Regions from separate parts of the Mus musculus genome. Here region 1 is linked to region 2. A link is a loop called in an ENCODE intact Hi-C map of the cell type or tissue named here. Cell type or tissue: heart. All regions are shown on one strand. Each heading gives the region's core, and the rest is flanking DNA. Links, peaks and the distances in the headings are about the cores only. Region 1 overlaps Cdh13 (cadherin 13). Region 2 overlaps Cdh13 (cadherin 13).

Region 1 (9,595 bases), core at 1,060-9,059, 63 kb after region 2:
TTGAGGAGACAAATCTAGCATTCCCAATTTCCTATCTCTAACTACCTTTCATATTTTCTTCATTACTGGCCCCAGAACATGCCTGTATCCTCTTCTTACCTTAAGTTACACTTAGCAGGAGCTTTGCTGCTTATAACCATCCTCTGTAACTTCACATCTTTGGACCATGACTAAACCTGATAGTTTCTAGTTGCTAGAGAAATTCCTGAGCTGTTGCACACAGCTAAGGAGTCCTGAAGGGCAGAGTAGATTATGCAGGGTCTCCCCTGGACACATTTGAATCCTTAGGAGCTAGAGGTTCTTCAACAGGTACTAAGCAGGAAGATGAGGAGAGCCTACAAGGGGAGCCACAGTTTATGTATTCACCAGGTGGCTTCATGTGAACAGATGGATAGTTGGTGGGTGGGTGGAGACAAATGATTTAGAAATAAATCTGTGTAAACTCGGAGGTGACAACAGCCATCATCTCAAAGCTCTGTGAAGGGTGAAAAATGACTACATAGGAAGGCAAGCAGGATTGGACACATGCTGGTTCTTGAGAATACCCAATACCCCCTACTTCTTACGCATCTCAGATGCCTTAAATGGCAAAGGGAAGAATTTTAAGCGTTGACATCCATCCTGGCTTCATAGAGATAACAATAGGAACGCCGATCTACCTTTGAGCTTCTAGGGAGCCTTTTCCCTTTCTTCTGTGGCTTAGTGGCCCCAAATATGCCACACAGGATCAAAATAAGGGAATAAGATGCATGGAAATGCATGCACCTTATTTAAATAAGTGAATAAAATAGCCAAACTCCCTAGAACACTGGACTTCTCATTTGAGACTCTCAAATCCCAGAACAAACTTTAATCAGCCCAGGATCAGTAATCCTTTGGGCTTTAGGTAAATCTTGGTTTTGTTTTTTTCTTCATTTATATAATGAGATGCACAGTTGTTAACTGGCATGGCCAAGGGCAAGCAACGTGCAAATATATGTAAATATATATCAATCATGTATAGCTGATCACAAACCTATTATTCTAAAGAATCATTTCAGATGAATGGCTTTTAGCCAGTATGTCACGACTCCTTTTGTTTGTTGATGATGCTTCAGGGGAATTATATATCTGAAGTACTACATATCTTAAGTACTACAAATATTGGGAGGGCTGAAGGTCCCCTAAAGTCCATTCTTGGTCTTGACTCAATGATACTGAAATTAAAAGTTTGATTTAAGAGGAAGAACCACTTTGGATTGTCTTCATTGAGAAAAAGCCCTTTGGGAATTGACTAGTTACCATTTACCCCAAGATAGCCAGGAAGACTGTTTGAATTTTGTGTGCATGCATGTGAACATGTGTGCACATACATGCATACACATGTTCTTCTGTGTATACATATGTGTACATGTGCATATGGGACGACTGAACATCATTCATCCTGAATTTGGAGGTAAGGTCTCTTTCGTTGGCCTGGAACTCACCAAGTAGGCCATGTTGGCTGGCCAGAGAGCTTCAGGGATCCACTTATATCTTCCTCCCCAGGGCTAGGATGCTACGTGCCACCACATCTGTCCTGTTTTCATGTGTTCTGAGGACAGAGCTTACTTAGACCTTCATGATTACACAGCAGGCGTCTGACCTACTGAGCTACCTCCCAGGCCATGAACTTGTCTTGCTAGAAGAACAGGAGATGGCTTTCAAAGAGGTCTCATTCCATGATTGAGGTATAACTTTCTCATTCACTAAGGAAGACCTTTTGGCGTAATTTCAAATTTGGTTTGCCCCAAAGGAAGGACATAAATGAAAATCAATCTTTAGAAAATTATTCTTGATATGATGGTAAAAACCACAATCATTGACCGGGTGCTAAAGAGTGCCTATCTTTTAATCAACATGGCAGCCATAAGTGCATCTGGAATTTCATTTAAGAGCACTGGGCAGGGCCTGGGTCAGCATCTACTTTGAAAATAGATGCAGTCTGCTCACACCAGTGTATCAAGCTAACATAGCAGCTTCATTATTTCTACTTAGGAGCCAATAAATTGTCCAATTCTGACAGCTAGAAGCCTGGTGTGTAGTTGCCATAAAGCCAAAATCTATAACATCAAGAGATACGGAGACATATGTTGGAATGAAAAATCTGTAGTTTGTGTGGATTTCAATTTGAAAAAGCAAATTCAATAGCCTCAATGTTTTTCCTCCCCTCCTTAAAAGGCACAAAACATTCTTTTTCTATTTGAAAGATGTCTCTGTTAATTATAAAAACACAAAAACCACACGCTGACTAGGAGGACACTCAGAAGTTTCCGATGGAGGCAAATGGGTCCAAGTGAATCAACGGAGAGAGGCTCCATTTATTTCTCCCTTATTATAAAAAGGGGTTAGTAATGTTGGGGACAGTGAAGTGTTTGCCCCGATGGTGTCCCCTCCACAAGCCACCTCCAGAAGCTAATGAGCTTGCAGAGCAAACTGCTGGGAGCATCTTGATATTAGGGTTAAAAGCCCATCTTATGGTAAATTACCGCTCCACTCTAATTTGGCAAGAGTAAATGATTTGTAGTTCAAGTGGGGACTTGGTGCCAAGTTCCTAATTTGGGCTTCAGAAAATATTTCAAGACCAACTTTCATTAGCATCCGTTTACAAATGAATTATGTATAAGCAACTGAACCGAACAACAGCAAAATACCAAGTATTGAACTTCCCTTTGGTGACTATCTAGATTCATCCCTTTATAAACACGACGGTGGATACTCCACACTTTTCAATACGATGAGTATACACAGGGAAGGAGGTTGGTATTGACTTTGTCATATATATCCTTGTCATTTGTTGTTCTGAGTAGACTCGATGGGCTTGAACAGTGAGGAAAAAAAAAAAGACAAAATTTAGTGGTTCAGTGAGGAATGTGGTGGTAGACACCAAGGCCTGGAATCCCATAAAGACCCAAATAACTGCACATCTTTGAGCAGACCACTCTACCTGTCTAGACCTCAATTTTCTCACCTGAAAGATGAAAATTAAAATGGTGCTCATATGTGATGGTTATGGCTACCTTACAAAGTAATTCTCACTTAGCAGACCACGAATGTGTAGTGCTACTCAGCACACATACTTAGCCCAGTACCTAGCACGTACAAATGTCTCATAAATACTAGGTAGTGTGCTACATCCAACAGTAGTGAGGAGGACAAGGGATGGCAGAAATAAGAGAAGAATGAAGGGGAAGCATTTTCTGACCCCACCCCACCCCACCCCCGTTACATGCTTTCAAACACACAGAGCTTCAGAACATGCCACAGTCAAATAAACACTATTAGGATGGAGGGCTAAATTCATGAGGGCTAAACACATCCCCCTCGTAGTCTACAGCTATAGCAACACAGTACAAGAAAGATACCTGTAGGTGCTGTCTGTAAGGAGCAAGATACTGAAGTCAAGCATGGTCACCCTTGGGTCTATGGAAAGGAAGTCTTTCCATGCAATCAGATAGAAAGAGCTGGTGCAGAGCCCAGGAAACCAGGGTCTTTGTTCGTTTGTTTTGTCTTGTCTTATCACTTTTGCAAACGTCAGATTCCAAACTGCCTCTTAAGAGCCATGCTAGCCAGCAACACAACCGCTAGGCAATTTGGCTCAGGGCCTTGCTTAGTGGTCAATACCGCTCTTCCAGAGAAACCCCACAACTAAAGAGATGGAAATATAACCACAGCTTAAAGTGTTAAGCACTGTTAGCTCAGTTGTGTATGTAGCTCTTAGACTCTGGTCAACCCTGCAACTTTTCATTATACCCTCCCCAGTCCCTTTCTCCCGAGAACTCCTCCTGATTCTTAACATGGGACACCAGCAGGGACCTGCGAAGAGGCGGGAAGGTCAATTGCAGAAATGTGCTTCCATGTCTACTTTGTAAACAGCTTCTTCATGTATCCCCCTTTTCCATGGCCTGGTTGGGTTGGACGGTGCTGACCCTGCTGGCATCTTGCCAGAGTCCTCTCTGGGAACTTGGAATCTTCCTAATCAAGTTATAGACCCCTGTCTAGCTGAAGCACGTTTCCCAGTAGAGACCAGCCAGCTTCCCAAACCCGCTGATGGCCTGCAGCCAGAGGCCAGCCTGAGCACTCAGTGATGGCAACTCCCCGGCACGCACGGACATTTGTAAAACTCATGCCCATCCGACAGCAGGGCAGCAACTTCTACAAATGGCCCTGAGGGACACAGACATTCCACAGCCCCTGGGAGGAAAAGTTGACCTGGGCTAACAGCTCACATCAATGACCCCCTGCAGCCCCTGGACTCCATTCCCTTTGGAGTGGCAGGTAAGGAGCGATAGCTAGGATCTTCAACCCATTTCAGAAAACCTCACATGGAAAGCCAAGCAACACATTTTAGCAAGAGTCCCTGGGAGAAAAGGAAAGCTTTCATGGGCACATGAATATTTTACGTAGTGTGGAAAGAGATCTGAAACCAGACAGACCTGAGCCCTAATATTAGCGTATGGGCTGCACCACTCCTGCAAGCAAGCTTAACTGCTTCATGCACTTTGCTTTATCAGAGCTGAAAGCGGGGGTTGGTGAGGAATGCAACCCACAACAGGAGGATGGTTCCCATACGTGGAACATGGTACAGTCAGTAAGAGCCACTTTCATGGCTCCACTTAAAACACAGACCTGTAGGAGACTTGGCCTGCAGTGTAATCACCAACAACAGTTGTCTCAGCTCACAGCTACTGGGAAGAGAAGGTGTCTCCTTACTGGGCAACAGCTAACTATTGTCTTAGTCTGGTCAATCATAGGGATAGAACAGACCCAAGGCCAGTCATCAGGGAGAACACTGAGAAGAATACAGTTTATCATACACAGTATTTATTATGTATTATTTATACACAGTATAAAGAAATCCCAGGATGGAGTTAAAAAGTGTGTGTGTATGTGTGTGCATGTGTTCATATGAATATAGACCTAGACATGGCATACACACATTATACATAAATATGCATGCACATATATGCTAATACATAAACACATTTAATACATGCTCACAAACATAAACAATAAACACAAAGATATATATACATACATACAAATATATTTATACATGTACATATACACATATGCACATATACACAAATACATAGATGTACATATACACATACACACACACACACATATATATATACACACACACACACACACAAATATACATATACATACATAAACATAGAGACTGTAGACTTGTAACTCTGTGCCCTTACAAATTTACCAGTAGATTTCATGTCTTTAACATTGAATTAAATCACCCTGCATGCCTAAGTCTAAATAACATTTTACCTTAACACGGAGGTAGTCAGTACCTCTTGGGTGGTAGGGGAGCTACCTTTAAAATCTAGATGAACATCGGTGTTGATGTGAGGTGGTGAGCAGGTCTCATTTCTTAAGGTCATTCAGACACACCAATAGACCCAGCCGGGTCTATTCAGATCACTGCCTAAGTGGTGTGACAAGAATTTCCCAAAATCTTGGGTTAGGTGTCATATCAATAATATCTGCCCTTGAACTGCATCAAGACCCAGTGACAACAGAGCCTGTTCTCTCTAGAGCTTTGTGTCATGGCACACAATGGCAATGCTTGTCCTGTGGCCATATCTGTCCTTGCTCCCATTGTCCTTTAGCCACCGTTGTCCCACTGGGCTTTGTATGGATGAGAATGTAAGGCCTGGGCTCTCTCAAGCCACTGTGGTATTGAGCAGTGGGTGGCACATCTCAGCCAACAACAGCTGGCACCTCCATTGTTTTCACCTCATGGGGAAAGCTACAGCATGTTATTCCAGAGACAAGTCGGTGTTTATCTCATCTGTACTTCGTGCAGCTTTCAAACCGAAATTTAAAACAATGGTCAATGACTCATGCTAACTACGTGGTCAAGAATCAGATCCACCACACCCTTGTTCTGGGTAAGGAAAGGTTGATGACGTCCTGTCCCCAGTGGCCACCCAGTCCTGGTGAAAAGAAAAAGATCCGCATTCAGCCTCTTGGGGTAGATGGCCCCCAGCACATGCAGACACAGCCATGTCAGAAACCTGGCATGCTTCTGTTACCCGTGGAAGGAGAGGGTGCCATACACCCCAGCTTTCCCCCTTTCCCCAGCCTGCTGCTGGATCCCCTCCAGCCTCATATAATGGTGACTAAATACGTGTCTCAGCAGGGAAGCTCCAGGAGACCTCTCAGCCGCAAAGGCAGAGTCTGTCCTAATACAGCCCGTTATCAAACATCTAAAGCACAAGTTCAGAATTTGTATCAGCCCAAGAATCCTAAGTGGACCTAAAGATCAAAGGATGGAAAGAAAATTCATAAGAAGGATCAACCCGGGGAAAGGTGCATTTCCACCGGAAGATGGCTTATCAGTCTCCCACACTGAGAGCATAGCTCCCAGAGTATGCAGCCTGGAACAGAAAACCTATCCTGTTGCTCCATGAACTACTAAATGTATGGGTTATTGTCTAAGAGGGTTTTACTGCTGTGAACAGACACCATGACCAAGGCAACTCTTATAAGGACGACATTTCACTGGAGCTGGCTTAGAGGTTCAGAGGTTCAGTCCATTATCATCAAGGCGGGAGCATGGCAGCATCCAGGCAGACATGGTGCAGGCAGAGCTGATAGTTTTCCATCTTCACCTAAAGGCTGCTAGTGGAAGACTGACTTCTCAGCAGCTAGGCTGAGGGTCTTAAAGCCCATACCCACAGTGACACACCTACTCCAACAAGGCCACACCTATTCCAATAAGGCCACACCTACTCCAACAAGGCCACACCTATTCCAACAAGGCCACACCTATTCCAACAAGGCCACACCTACTCCAACAAGGCCACACCTACTCCAACAAGGCCACACCTACTCCAACAAGGCCTTACCTATTCCAACAAGGGCATACCTCCTAATGGTGCCACTCCCTGGGCCAAGCATATACAAACCATCACAGTTACTCAAGAGTTCCCATCCTAAAATCAAGAGATCAGCCAAGAGCAGGGCATGGTAGAATAGACCTACAATCTCAGCACCTGGCAGGGAGTGGGGGAGGCAGGAGGATCATTAGAAGTTTGAGGCCAGCCTGGGCGACAGAGCAAAACCCTGTCTCAAAACCAAAAACAAAGAGAGTTGACCAGGAAATGGAATAGATTCCACACACTCCCTCCACCGGGCCACAGAGGGCAGTAGAGACTACAGTGCTGATGAACCCTGCCTCTCTCTCCATTCAGATGATTGAGGGCATTCATCTATTAGTTGAATTACACTGGGTATGCCTCTCTTCCGTCCTGGAACCTGGGCTTCCACTGTAAAAGGGGGGTGTGGGGTGTGCTTACCTCTTTCTCTGGGAGGCTGGGAGGACCAGGAAAAGGACACATGGCACACCAGACAGATAAAGCCACTGTGAGTTAACACCAGGAGGGCAAAACCTTTTGCATCTTTCTCAGATTCTGCATCCCAGAGCTCAAGAGCATTTTTGTTTGTTTGTTTGTTTGTTTGTTTGTTTTTTAAACTGTTAGACCCAGAGAAATGGCTCAACACGTAAAGGCACTGTCACAAAGCTTGGAGAACTAGGATCCCACCCTAAGACATGTGATAGAAGAACCAACTCCTGAAAACTGTCTTTTGAGCAATATATATATATATATATATATATATATATATTTTATATATGTCTTTTGAGCAATATATATATATATACATACACACACATATATATACACACACATACATACATATATATACATACACATACATACATACATTTATATACACATTTATGCATGCACACACACACATACACACACATGCTAAATGCACAAAGTAAATAGTAATACATTGAAATGTTTTATAAAAAAAATTATTCTGTGCCTAGACCTGGATTTGGTAACCACAGGACCCAGCCTGCTGCTGTCTTAGCTGGCTACAGAGTGTGTGAGCCAGGCAAATGGACATTGCAATCAGACACCAACAGATCACCAAGGAAAGACAGGGGCTGAGTTTCTGTACTCTGAGACCATCCCTGGCTTCTCTGTGGAATGGGATGAGAACTCTACTGTAGAGGAGACGGCATGGAGCACTCTGTAGCTATTATTTTTTAAGTCCTAAATCTTTCGGAAACAGATTGCTTTTGTGTCGATGCGGGCTGAGAGGAGTGGGTTTCCACTCTCTACGAGAAAAGACGCAGGCAGAGCGATCAACTTGGAAGAAACTAGAGTCAGGAAAAATTGGTTTGAATTATTCTACGGCTTAGATAAAATACCATAACTGCTTTGGAGTTCTGAGACATGGCGCCGAACAGGCTTCGAATTTACAAGTTGTTTGCAAAGATGTCACAACAGCACTGTTCCACTCAGTCAAAGAGAAATTAAGCCCCCGAGACAATACAACTTGCAAGAGTATTTTCTGAATGAACCAAATGTGTTGCACGTGGCTTGGACCAGACCTAGAAGCAACTCAATGGTTCACCAGTTTCCTGAAGAGCTTGCCTCTGGGGGTGAGGGGGAGAATTTGAAAGGATCTTCATTCCTAGATGCCCCAGGGGAAAGGAAAAGGAATAGAAAAGAAGAAAGTATTTTCTAGAACACAAGTGCAGCTGTTTGTTTGTTTCCGTCTTCACAATGCTGGTGAATGGTAGGAAGCATTTTTTTGTTACACTTATCTCCCTTTTCCTGTCTGGGTAATCTAAGGGGCTTCTAGCAAGGAGGTAGTCGTACTGCCACCCAGCAAAGCCTGGCCACCCAATCCAGCAAATGCTCCGACTTAAGGGCACTCGCTGCTGCCTCGGGCTGTCCCTTTCATTCTTGACTCAAGGGGAAACTAAACTGAGGGGCCCATCTTCCAGCCTAAACAGTTACCCTGAGATGCCTCCGAGTCTTCTATAGTTCCTCACAGGCCTTTCAACGCCTTGGGAAAGGGTCTGGGGAACAGCCTTGTTGATTCTGAGCATCTCAGTAGACAGGAGGGAAGAAGCTGAGCGGAATGGAATGAGAGATATCAGTGCTTGCTCGGTTACTATATTGGGTCTGAATATTTTTCCAGGGGTCTGACTTTTAAATGATGTGGCCTAGCAGGGGTTCACTGAACATGGGCAGACTGACACGGAAATAAGAATACTCATTTGGGAGAATGGCCTTTGCTACTTGAGGTACCAAGCTCAATTGGATAATGAAACACTGGGAACTCAGCAGGGTATTTTTTTCACCTAAATAAAGAACACTCAATTAAATTCTTTTTCATTTGGACAGGAGGGGTGGAACAGTTTTTTTTTTCCCCTTCCTTTTCTACACAAAGTATCTTCTTGGCTCTTGGCCCATAATTTCCCCCCTTCTTATTATTGCCTCTTGACTCCTCCTCATAGTGCACAGTGAGTGTCTTCACACCCTGCCTTCTCACAAGTTGATGGAAAGTTCCCCCATGTTGCTCTTGGAGATGCTCATTACCAAACGAACTGAGGAATGGCTTTGGCAGGCGATGCATTGGTGATGCTTCCAGTCGCTTCTGAGACCTCCATGCCATGGGCCACTTGCTTGGCTGCGTCTAAAATGTCTTAATGCTGCAAAGGTTGTATTTACAGCAGCCATCTGTGAAT
Region 2 (9,595 bases), core at 424-8,423:
AAAGCAAAACAAAAAACCCCACTGCCCTGGAAGTGCTTTCTTCCACCTAGGTTGATAAGCAAATGGGGCAATTAAATGGCAAAATTCCTTAAGCTTCACCATCAACACTAAACAACGGGATGCCACATAGGAGGCTGAGGAAGACCAGTGCCTCAGAGTTTTAAACTCAGCTCTTGACTCCAGCAACTATAAGAGATATCAGCTTGAGTCAACTGCTTGGCCTAGTTCACCATCAGGTGCTCTCATCCTGTGTGAAAATGGTCACACCAGAGTCACTTTCCTTGAAAGGCTGTTGCCAGATTCCAAGGGACTCTCTTGATAGCTTGGACCGTACAGACAAAGTCATCTCTCAGGACTAGAAAGAGTGTCCTGGTCAGCATGGCCAGTGCACTGTGTCACCACATTCATCTCTAAAGTATACAACCTATCACATTGAAGGAAATGGTCTATCTTCCTGCAGTGTCACATTCGGTGTGGCTTCAGGGGTTGAGCTTGCGAGAGTAATAAGGAGATGAGAAACAGATCGACATATCCATGCATAGAAAAGCTGTGATTCTGTGCTCACTCTGAGGGAGGTACCAACTTGGTACATGGAAATTTAGCATGTTTAATATATATTATTATTATATATTTTAATATATATTTAAAATGTTTAATGTATACTTATATTATATAAAATGTTTAATATGTACTATATTATTATATATAAAGGCTAAGAGCAAAAAGGGATATACGCTCAACATTGAAGAACACAAATTTCTCTTAAAACATAGTTCCTGAAGGTGTTCAATGTATTTATCAAAGCATAATTTATCCAAAGACTGAATGTCTTTTCCTTAACACTTAGTTCCCTTCCCTTCCTCTCCTTTCTCTATATTGATGACAAACAGACCTTTTAAAAGAAAATTCTGCATAGGAGCAAATGATAGCAAAGTCTTTTCTACCTCTTCTTCATTAATGGTTGACCACACCTAAGATTTAAAAAAAAATAAATATGGTGCTATCAATGTAAGATTAAGAAGAAAGAGTTTGACTCCATCATGAAGATTCCATGCCCCAGGACCCCTGCTGCACACTGTGTTTCATCCCTTCTGATTTTCAGGGTGGCTGTGCTCTCTTTCCTCCTGGATTCCCAGTTTAGAGGGTCCTTAAGACTACCTGAAGCCTGTGACTGATGAAACAACAGCAACTGTGACAGCAGATTCTGACCACACACTGCTCTAAGTGAACTCCCCACCATTGCTGGGCCAGTTCTGGCTGTGGCTCTCCTTGTCCTTTCTACAGAAATGAGCCCATTCACACTTGGAGCGCTCAAAGGACTCGCTCACTGTGACACAACTAGAGTATGACTGCATGAGTCACTAATGCATAGTCAGTGAGAACTTAAACCTGTGTCCTCTTAAGCAAGGAACAAAACCCTGGAGCCCATCTCTGTCTCAACCCTCAAGAAGGGAGGACTTAGTGTTAGATATTTTCAAGAAAAGGTGCAGAAGACAGATCGCTAAGTAGAAAGTGCTTTCTACTAAGAATGAAAGGTGCAAGTCTTGGCTTTTCTTCTGAAATGGACCAAATCTTCTCCAGGGACTCTGAGGAAGTTGCCCTTCTCTGTGGCAGGAGTTCTATTGTTTGCTTTTATTTATTTTTTTAAAATGGAATAATATGATCTTGCTAGCATCTGCATAGTAATGGCTCCCAGCCTCCCTTGCAGCTAAGTTGACTACATGTCCAGGTCTACCGATCTATCAGAGTAGAAATGGCACCCATCACTATCAATCTGAGATAGATAAAAATCTTGGATAAATACTTCCACACCCTCTTTCTTTCTTTTTTTTTTTTCCATTTTTTATTAGGTATTTAACTCATTTACATTTCCAATGCTATACCAAAAGTCCCCCATATCCACCCACCCCCACTCCCCTGCCCACCCACTCCCCCTTTTTGGCCCTCCACACCCTCTTTCTTGACCTCCAGTCTTGCTATCTAAGGTTGGAAGGAGAGTCACCTAGATAAGCACCCTGACCTGTATCTATGAGATAGAGTTAGAAATAAAAATTCACTGTGTGAGGTCACGGGGTTGCTCAGTGCCTCAGCCTTAGCATAGCCTTTTCTGCCGGGGATGCAGTGTGACTACACATTGTATTATAGGTATGCTTTGGTGTGGGAATCACTCCTTGTTCATTTTTGTGTTTGGTTTGTGTGTGTATGCATTAGGAGATATAAGCAATGAAGATGGAAATCTGAAGAATACAGTACTTGTAGTGGTTGGGTGACCAATAGCATGTCCATTCTGGATGCTGGGCAGAGGTTGGGGGAATCACAAACATGGTTTCCCCTAGGGAACTCAATGACCATAGATCCCTGGGATATCCAGAAGGTCTGTCTAAGCTGCTTGTGAACAAGGCAGGATGTTACACTTGGTAACTTGGTGTTCCCATCCTGGTGAGGTATGCAGGCAGCCACCCAGGTGAGCTGCTTCCTAACTGTATTTCCCCTTTCCTTGTACTTCTCATTGGATGCTGGGAATAGCCCCTCTTTCAAGTCTGAGATGAAAGCAAAAAATGTTTTGGCCGAATCATGATGAGTTGGGGGCTTTGCATGGCACTCAAAAAGACTCGGAGAAGGAGCTCTGCTGGGTACATGACAAGAGAGAGTGCGGTGCCGTGTTTTGATCCCAGCAGCTTGTTGGAAAATGGCCCTTTAAAGAAGAAAGCAGGTCTAGTTAGCAGTAAGGAGAGTAGAATAAAAAGAGTTATTTGGATGTGAAGGAAATAAAAGGCTTCCGAACAACTGAAGGGAGCTTGTATTGGAGTGAACAGTGAATAAAATATTAGGGAAATAAAAGGAGCAGGGTGACCATTAGTAACAGTTAAAGTGGAAAAAGGCAATTCACTGGGAAGTGAGGAAGAAGATTAAAAAAGGGATAAAAGGAAACGGTGCTGTCAGAACCAAGAAAGCAGGAATAAACGCTCCCAGAACCCGAGACAGCCGAGAGAAAGGGGTTGAACACAAGCCCAGGGGACAAGCAGATGAGCTTCCCCACCGAGTAAAGGGACAACACTTCCAGACAACTTCATAAAATCCTACGGCATGCGATCGATGAATGGATTGTGCTGTACTCTGCCTTTGGAATGTAAAAACTCACAAGGACTTATAACCAAACTTTTTAAAATTGTTTTTAAAAAAATATCCTTTCTGTCTCTCTGTCTCTGTCTCTCTCTGTCTCTGTCTCTGTCTCTCTCTGTCTCTCTCTCTCTCTCTGTCTCTGTCTGTCTCTGTCTCTCTCTCTGTGTGTATGTGTGTGTGTGTGTGTGTGTGTGTGTGTGTGTGTACACCATGGCACCTGTGAAAGCCAGAGGAGGCAGATCTTTCCTTCCCCTACATGGATCTCAGGGATGGACCCCAGGCCCTTAGGCTTGGCAGTGATGCTCCACCCCCTGAGTAATCATGCTGGTCCTATAACCAGATTTCCTAACTATTACAAATACAGTAAACATATAAACTGTACATATCATAAACAGGCAGGCCCAGGACCCTATCACTCACCTACTCTTTCATAACCTCTGGCACCCATACAGCGTCAGCTTCTATTTCTGTTGCGGGAAATAATAAAAAGGAATGGCAAGTTTCCCACGCTACACCCAGCTACTCTCTGCACTGGTGCGCTGCACTGGTGGCAATGGCCAGCCTGTTCTTATCTCATGGAGAGTCTCTGACTCAGAGCTCCAAAATCTCTCCACCCAGGGCACTAAGTTCCCACTGGCCAGTCACTACCACACCAGCCCCATGCTTCAAATCCCCCATGGCCTTTGTGGTGCACATCTCGTAAAACCATGCTTAGCCGCCATACCTTTCTCTCTTGAACCCAGTCGAAACACCACATGAAGGAAAATGCCACACCGACTTAGTTCAGAAAGAATGGTAACTCAATTGCTGGACACAACAACTAGAATCCTAATCTTGTAAGCCATATAAAATCTAAATCTTCTGGTGGCAAATCCTGGTGGGCCCACCATTGAAACTGGGAGACACCAGCAGCTACATCTTGTCCTTACACTATCCCCATCCAAAAAACCCCGAACTCTCTCCTGCTTCCCCTTATCCTCCTTCCAACCTGGAAGTCCCACCTAGTTGCCCAGTGATTGATTTCTTTATTTATTAGGGGGAGGTTCACAAGGAGTCACATGAGTCTGTGACTCATTTCTCCTTCCAGACAACCCTTCCTGGAGAAGCAGAATTAACATCAAAATACAACAGCACCAAGGCCATCCACAACATATTTCTGCACAGCAAACACTTTCATTTATCTTTAAAATGTAAATTCATGGATCCAAAGTTGTTTTTTTTTTTTTCCCCTAACTTTCTGGCTCTGATCAACTTTTACTTTCCATTTATGATCCAGGAATTAGTTTCTGCCAGCACACACACCTCTCACCTCTCACCATTGGCTCTTCACACTTTTTCAGAGACAAAAGGGGTTTGTGTTGAATCTTCTGAGATGCATACAAGGCACAGAGAGAAGGTTTGGGGGTTAAGAGAACATGATGTTTCCCCAAGACTCAAGTTTGTTTCCAAGCACCCATACCACAAATGCCTGTAGCTCACAAATGCCTGTAGCTTCCCTTTGTAGTGGTTCTCAACCTGTGGGTTGCCACCCCTTCAGGAGTCAAACGACCCTTTCACCGAAATTGCCTAAGAACCTCAAAAGAAAAAGAACATTATGGTTCATAACAGTAGCAAAGTTAGGCTGGGTGGTGGTGGCGCATGCCTTTAATCCCAGCACTTGGGAGGCAGAGGCAGGCAGATTTCTGAGTTTGAGGCCAGCGTGGTCTATAGAGTGAGTTCCAGGACAGCCAGGGCTATACAGAGAAACCCTGTCTCCAAAACAAAACAAACAAACAAAACAACAACAACAACAACCCAGTAGCAAAGTTAAAATTATGAAGTAGTAACAAAAATAACTTTATGGTGGGAGTCACCACCCATGAGGAACTGTAGTGAAGGTCACAGCCTTAGGAAGGTCAAGAATTGCTGCTCCAATGGATGTGATACCCTTTTCTGTCCTGAGAGGGCACCTGCACTCAGGTGTGCATAGCTCCATACGGACAAACAGGCACAATTAATTAAAAATAAAACTTTGAAATTGTACAGAAAAGAACTTATAAAGAGTAAGAAGAGAGAGTAGAAGTGATTGGGGAAACATTGGTAAAATATTAAAAGGGTATTTCCATTTAATATTCTCAGCTTTGACATCCCTCTTTGGGTGAAATAAACCGGCCGTGGTCTCTCTTGGAGACTCCGATTTTCTTAAACAGTTTAAAACAGGCATTCTCCAGTGTCTACAGACTTTCTTGCCCACCTAGACACAGTTAACCTCAACCACAGACTATACTCAGAACAAACTCTATTCGTTGTTTCCTTGAGAGGAAGTTACAAGTACCTAACTGACCCTGCTCCTTGTGTTCTGCCTTAGTGACAGATGTGGACAAGCAGTCTCACCTCAAAGGCTAATCAGATTTTGCTGACCCAACATCTCACACACAAACATCAAATTTTAAGTTGTGACTGATTCCCGTAAGGCTGGATTTCCCTGTGTGTGTTGTCATAGGTAGCAAGCCTAGTCTCATTTAGCATTTAGCAGCTTACACAGGCTCAAGGGCCATAACCAAGTTAATTACTTGGGGGATTAAGACAGAGCATGCACACACGCCCCTCTGATATTGGAATGTACAGTATGCTGCAGTTTAAATTAAAAAGACCCCCTAAACTATGATTGTTCCCAGCTTCTTGGTGCTGAATTGAAAGCTGTTTGGTGTCATGAAGATTATAGAAGCAATCACATTTATGGGCCTGCTTTGCATAGCAGCTCTATTAATTTCCATATTGAGGGTAGCTTTGCATTTCCCAACATGTTAACATCGATGCCATTGGGGGGTAATCACTTGGTACAAACAAAATAGAATGCAAGAGACAGAGACAGAGACAAAGACAGACAGACAGACAGACACAGAGATGAGGGAAGAAGAGATCTAGAATATTTGTCATCAATCAAGGTCTACTTGAAATATATTGATTCTTATCAGCACAGACATCAAAGAACAAATGAGTATTCCTGAGAGCCTGACCCAGAGTCACCCTCAGAAATGCAGTTACCAGGAAGTTGTACACTGAGATCCACTTCTTTTGTACCTTGTCATTAGACCCTAACTGCTGAGATGCTCCATCTCATTGGTGTAACTGTGTCAGGGTCTTCCTGGGCTCTAACTTGGAGACCCAGATGCTCAGCATCCCACGTTGATGGTTATGGCTCGAAAGAGCCATATAACTCTTATAACAGGCACCGGCCTCCCAGAGCATCCTGACCAGTCAAGCTGGGTTTTTGTTTTGTTTGTTTGCTTGTTTGTTTTTACCCAAATCAGCCGTGTACTACAAAAAATAAAGGAACGGGCCTAGCACAAAAGGTTATCGTGAATTTATAAAGGCAAACACATAAGCAATCACCCTCTTTACAGGTACCCTTGAGCATCTGACCTAATTGCGCCACTGCTTGCATATCCTCTATACTCAAAGATCAAAGAGGCTGGGGGTCTGGAGAGATGGCTCAGCCATAGGTAGCACCTGCTGTCCTCGCAGAGGATCAGAGTTTGGTCTCCAGCATGCATACAGGGCAGCTCACAACCATAATCAGCTCCATCCCAGAAGATCAAATGTGCTCTTCTGGCCTTTTCAGACAGTCGAGCTCATGTGCACACCTTCGTGCACACAAATATAGCCATGTGATCAAAAATAAAATAAGCATCCAAAAATGGTAAAATGAATGGTGCTCAAAAAGTCTGTAAAATATTGGTCAGGTCTACCACCGATTTCAGACTCTATTATGTAAAACCTGCACTTGCTAGCCATCTACCTTCATGTTTTTGATCTCTTAAAGGTAAGGTAATATGATATTGGTGTTAAGTACAGTGGGAGATCATAACCAGATCTGAGAGATGCACATTTTTAGGAAATCAATGGGAATTTGGGGGAATTTGAGTTTAATCCACAGAAGCAGCAGAAAAGATTTGAATCTTTTTCAAAACCCTCTTATCAGCCTTAAGAACAAGAGTTTTTGATTCCTGCGTCTACAAATTCCCAGCCACCAATACCCGGCCCTCGCCTTACTTTGATATAATCCCACACATGAGGAAGGACAGGCAGAGCGGCAATCTATAAGAAGGGGATGAATTTACTCTTGGGTCTGCCCTGTGACGAGATGGATTTCTGTCCCTCCACATAGTACAGAGTCACCCTGGAGGTTGGCATTTGCCTTTTCTAGATGTGGGGCAGCAGGGCTCACTGGAGATGAAATACTGAGAGGAGATACATGTCAGGTATTAATCCTCAAACTGGCAAGTCTGTCATTCGACAGCATCCACCCAGGGCCAAGCAGCGACATAAGGAACACGATCGGAAAACACGAGGATGTCCAACATCCTGAGATACGTTACAAACAGCAGAGGAGTCCGCGTGAGCGGGCCCAAGGTATTTCTGGAGTAGCTTACAGTTTAGGACAGGCTGGTCCTCGATGAATTCGGCAGGCTGGTGGATGTGTAACACTTTCCGCTGGAATCCAGGGGTGCACTCCAGATCATCTGCAGACGTGACCAGGAGCACCTGAGGAAAGGAAGCGATCAATATTTTAACCGCAGCTAGCATGTTTGCCCTGCTAACTTCTTTCTTCCTTTTAACGAAATCGACGACCTATAGAAATGAGCTGAAGTTTTAACTTCATTTTCCCAAAGGAAGAGGCGAGTTGCTGCACCTCTCATGCCTGCCAACAGCTTTTTTTTTTTTTTTGAAGATGCAAAAATCAGAAACAGCTGCTGCAACTTCCATTAAGTTGAAGTTAAAGAAATACTTGCTGTAAGAGTTTTACACCTGCTAAAGATCTCACTATGGCCACCATGTGTGAAATTTCATTACAGAAGCTGTCAATTTCTGGTGGCGCCTGAGTTAGAACATGCCTCATGTTCATACATGCAAAGGAACAATGCCATCTCCAAGGAGGAGGGAAAGGGAAGCAGACCTTTCCCACTGGAGCAACTTCCAGAAGTACTTATTTCAAAGCCTATTGGATCTTAACCCAGCTCTACCATGGTGGTCAGGAGCCACAGAGTGGCCACCAAACAATGTAGCTGACCCCAAAATGGCACATTGTTCCCTATGTTATCAACTTGACATAAGACAGAGTCACCTGGCAAGAAGGAACTTCAGCTGAGGGATCGCCTTCATCAGGAAGGTCTATGGATAAGTCTGTGAGAGACTGTCTTGATTATGGATGTGTGAGTGGGAGGGTCCTGCCCACTGTGAGATGTGCCACCAGTGCGTAGGTGATCCTAGCTTAGCAAGCTATGAGGAGCAAGCCAGTAGGCAACATTCTTCCATGGAAGTTCCTGACTTCACTTCTCTCAATGATGGCCTGTGATCCGGATATGTAAGACAGATAAATCTTTCCCTCCCCAAATTGCTTTTGGTCATGGTGTTTAACAAGCCACATACAGAATATAAACTGTGATTAAAAAAAAAACTTATAGCAACTATGCATTGAACCTGCCGTGTTTTATATGTGCTGCTAAATATAAGTGGTGCTGTTATAATTAATCTCACCACTTTCTTTACACTTTTGCAAATTTGGCTAACCCAGAATATAAAATGTAAAATACTTTTCAAGGCCTCACTCTTTGTCCTTGGGATGTCTTCATCTCCATCATTCAAAACAAACAAAAATGAAGCCTGGGCTGTAATGGCTGCAAAGTACTTCCTAAACTTGGCACAGCTGTTGCTGTTTTGAAAATAGTACAGCTAAGATGATTCCCCTTATAAGATAGGGCCCACCAACTTGTATATATGTGTGTGTGTGTGTGTGTGTGTGTGTGTGTGTGTGTGTGTGTGTGTGTGTGTGGGTGGTGGTGGTAGTGGTGGTGGTGGTGGTGGGGGGGGGGCATGGCAGGAGGAGTTACATGGTTCATAAAGTGACATACTAGGATCCTCACAGGGTACATGAGGTTTCTCAACTGGGAAGATAATTAAGCGATTACCATTGTTAAGAAGGGGGAGGCTCTTCGTGTCTGTCACATGCTTCTGTAAGTAGCCCCAATTTATTCTCACTGGCTCAGCAAGCCAGACTTGGGTGGAATCTGTGAGTGACCATTGTGGGGTGAATCGTCATTTGTCTATAACTCCCCACAAGTCACTTCTGTGCTTTGGGATATGAGCGTACATGACGCCCTCTGGGGCAAGGTCTAACTTAGATAAAACTAGACTTAATCTCCATAGGCAGAAACTATCATCTCCAGGAAGAGAGGCCTGACTGGGTGTTCGTCTGTTTATACCAAGTGTCTGCCTCACACACTGGTCTGCATCTTTGGCTTCAACATCAAAGCTGCCATGTTTGAGCCCTTACCACACGGCAAGTACTGTGTTAAACTCAGTCTGAACATAATGTGGGTTAGTCTCCCTGGCAGCCTCGTGATGCAGTCGGCTATATTTGTAGGAAGTAGCTATGCCTGAGATCTACACACGAATGGGTGGAGTCAGGATCTGAACATAAATGTAATCC

The links. Peaks named below come from ENCODE experiments on the same cell type or tissue, not always from the same donor. Only the 100,000 strongest peaks of a DNase experiment are listed, where the experiment ranks them.
Region 1: a loop joins it to region 2, with 2.1 times the contacts of the local background. A loop is called at or near these places in 2 of 42 quality-filtered maps.

What each region holds. Positions count from the first base shown.
Region 1 is chr8:118,441,156-118,450,750 of GRCm38, reverse strand. All of the region lies in intron 1 of Cdh13 (cadherin 13), which reads right to left. Among named protein-coding and RNA genes, the nearest start is that of Gm24035, 19 kb to the right of the region's middle. In heart, for the core only: CTCF peaks have their summits at 6,000 and 7,186; DNase peaks (open chromatin) are centred at 5,950 and 7,210.
Region 2 is chr8:118,503,659-118,513,253 of GRCm38, reverse strand. It overlaps Cdh13 (cadherin 13), which reads right to left. Exons shown (of 14, transcript NM_019707.5): 2 at 7,539-7,650. Among named protein-coding and RNA genes, the nearest start is that of Gm24035, 82 kb to the right of the region's middle. In heart, for the core only: no CTCF peak of the experiment used is centred there; a DNase peak (open chromatin) is centred at 3,653.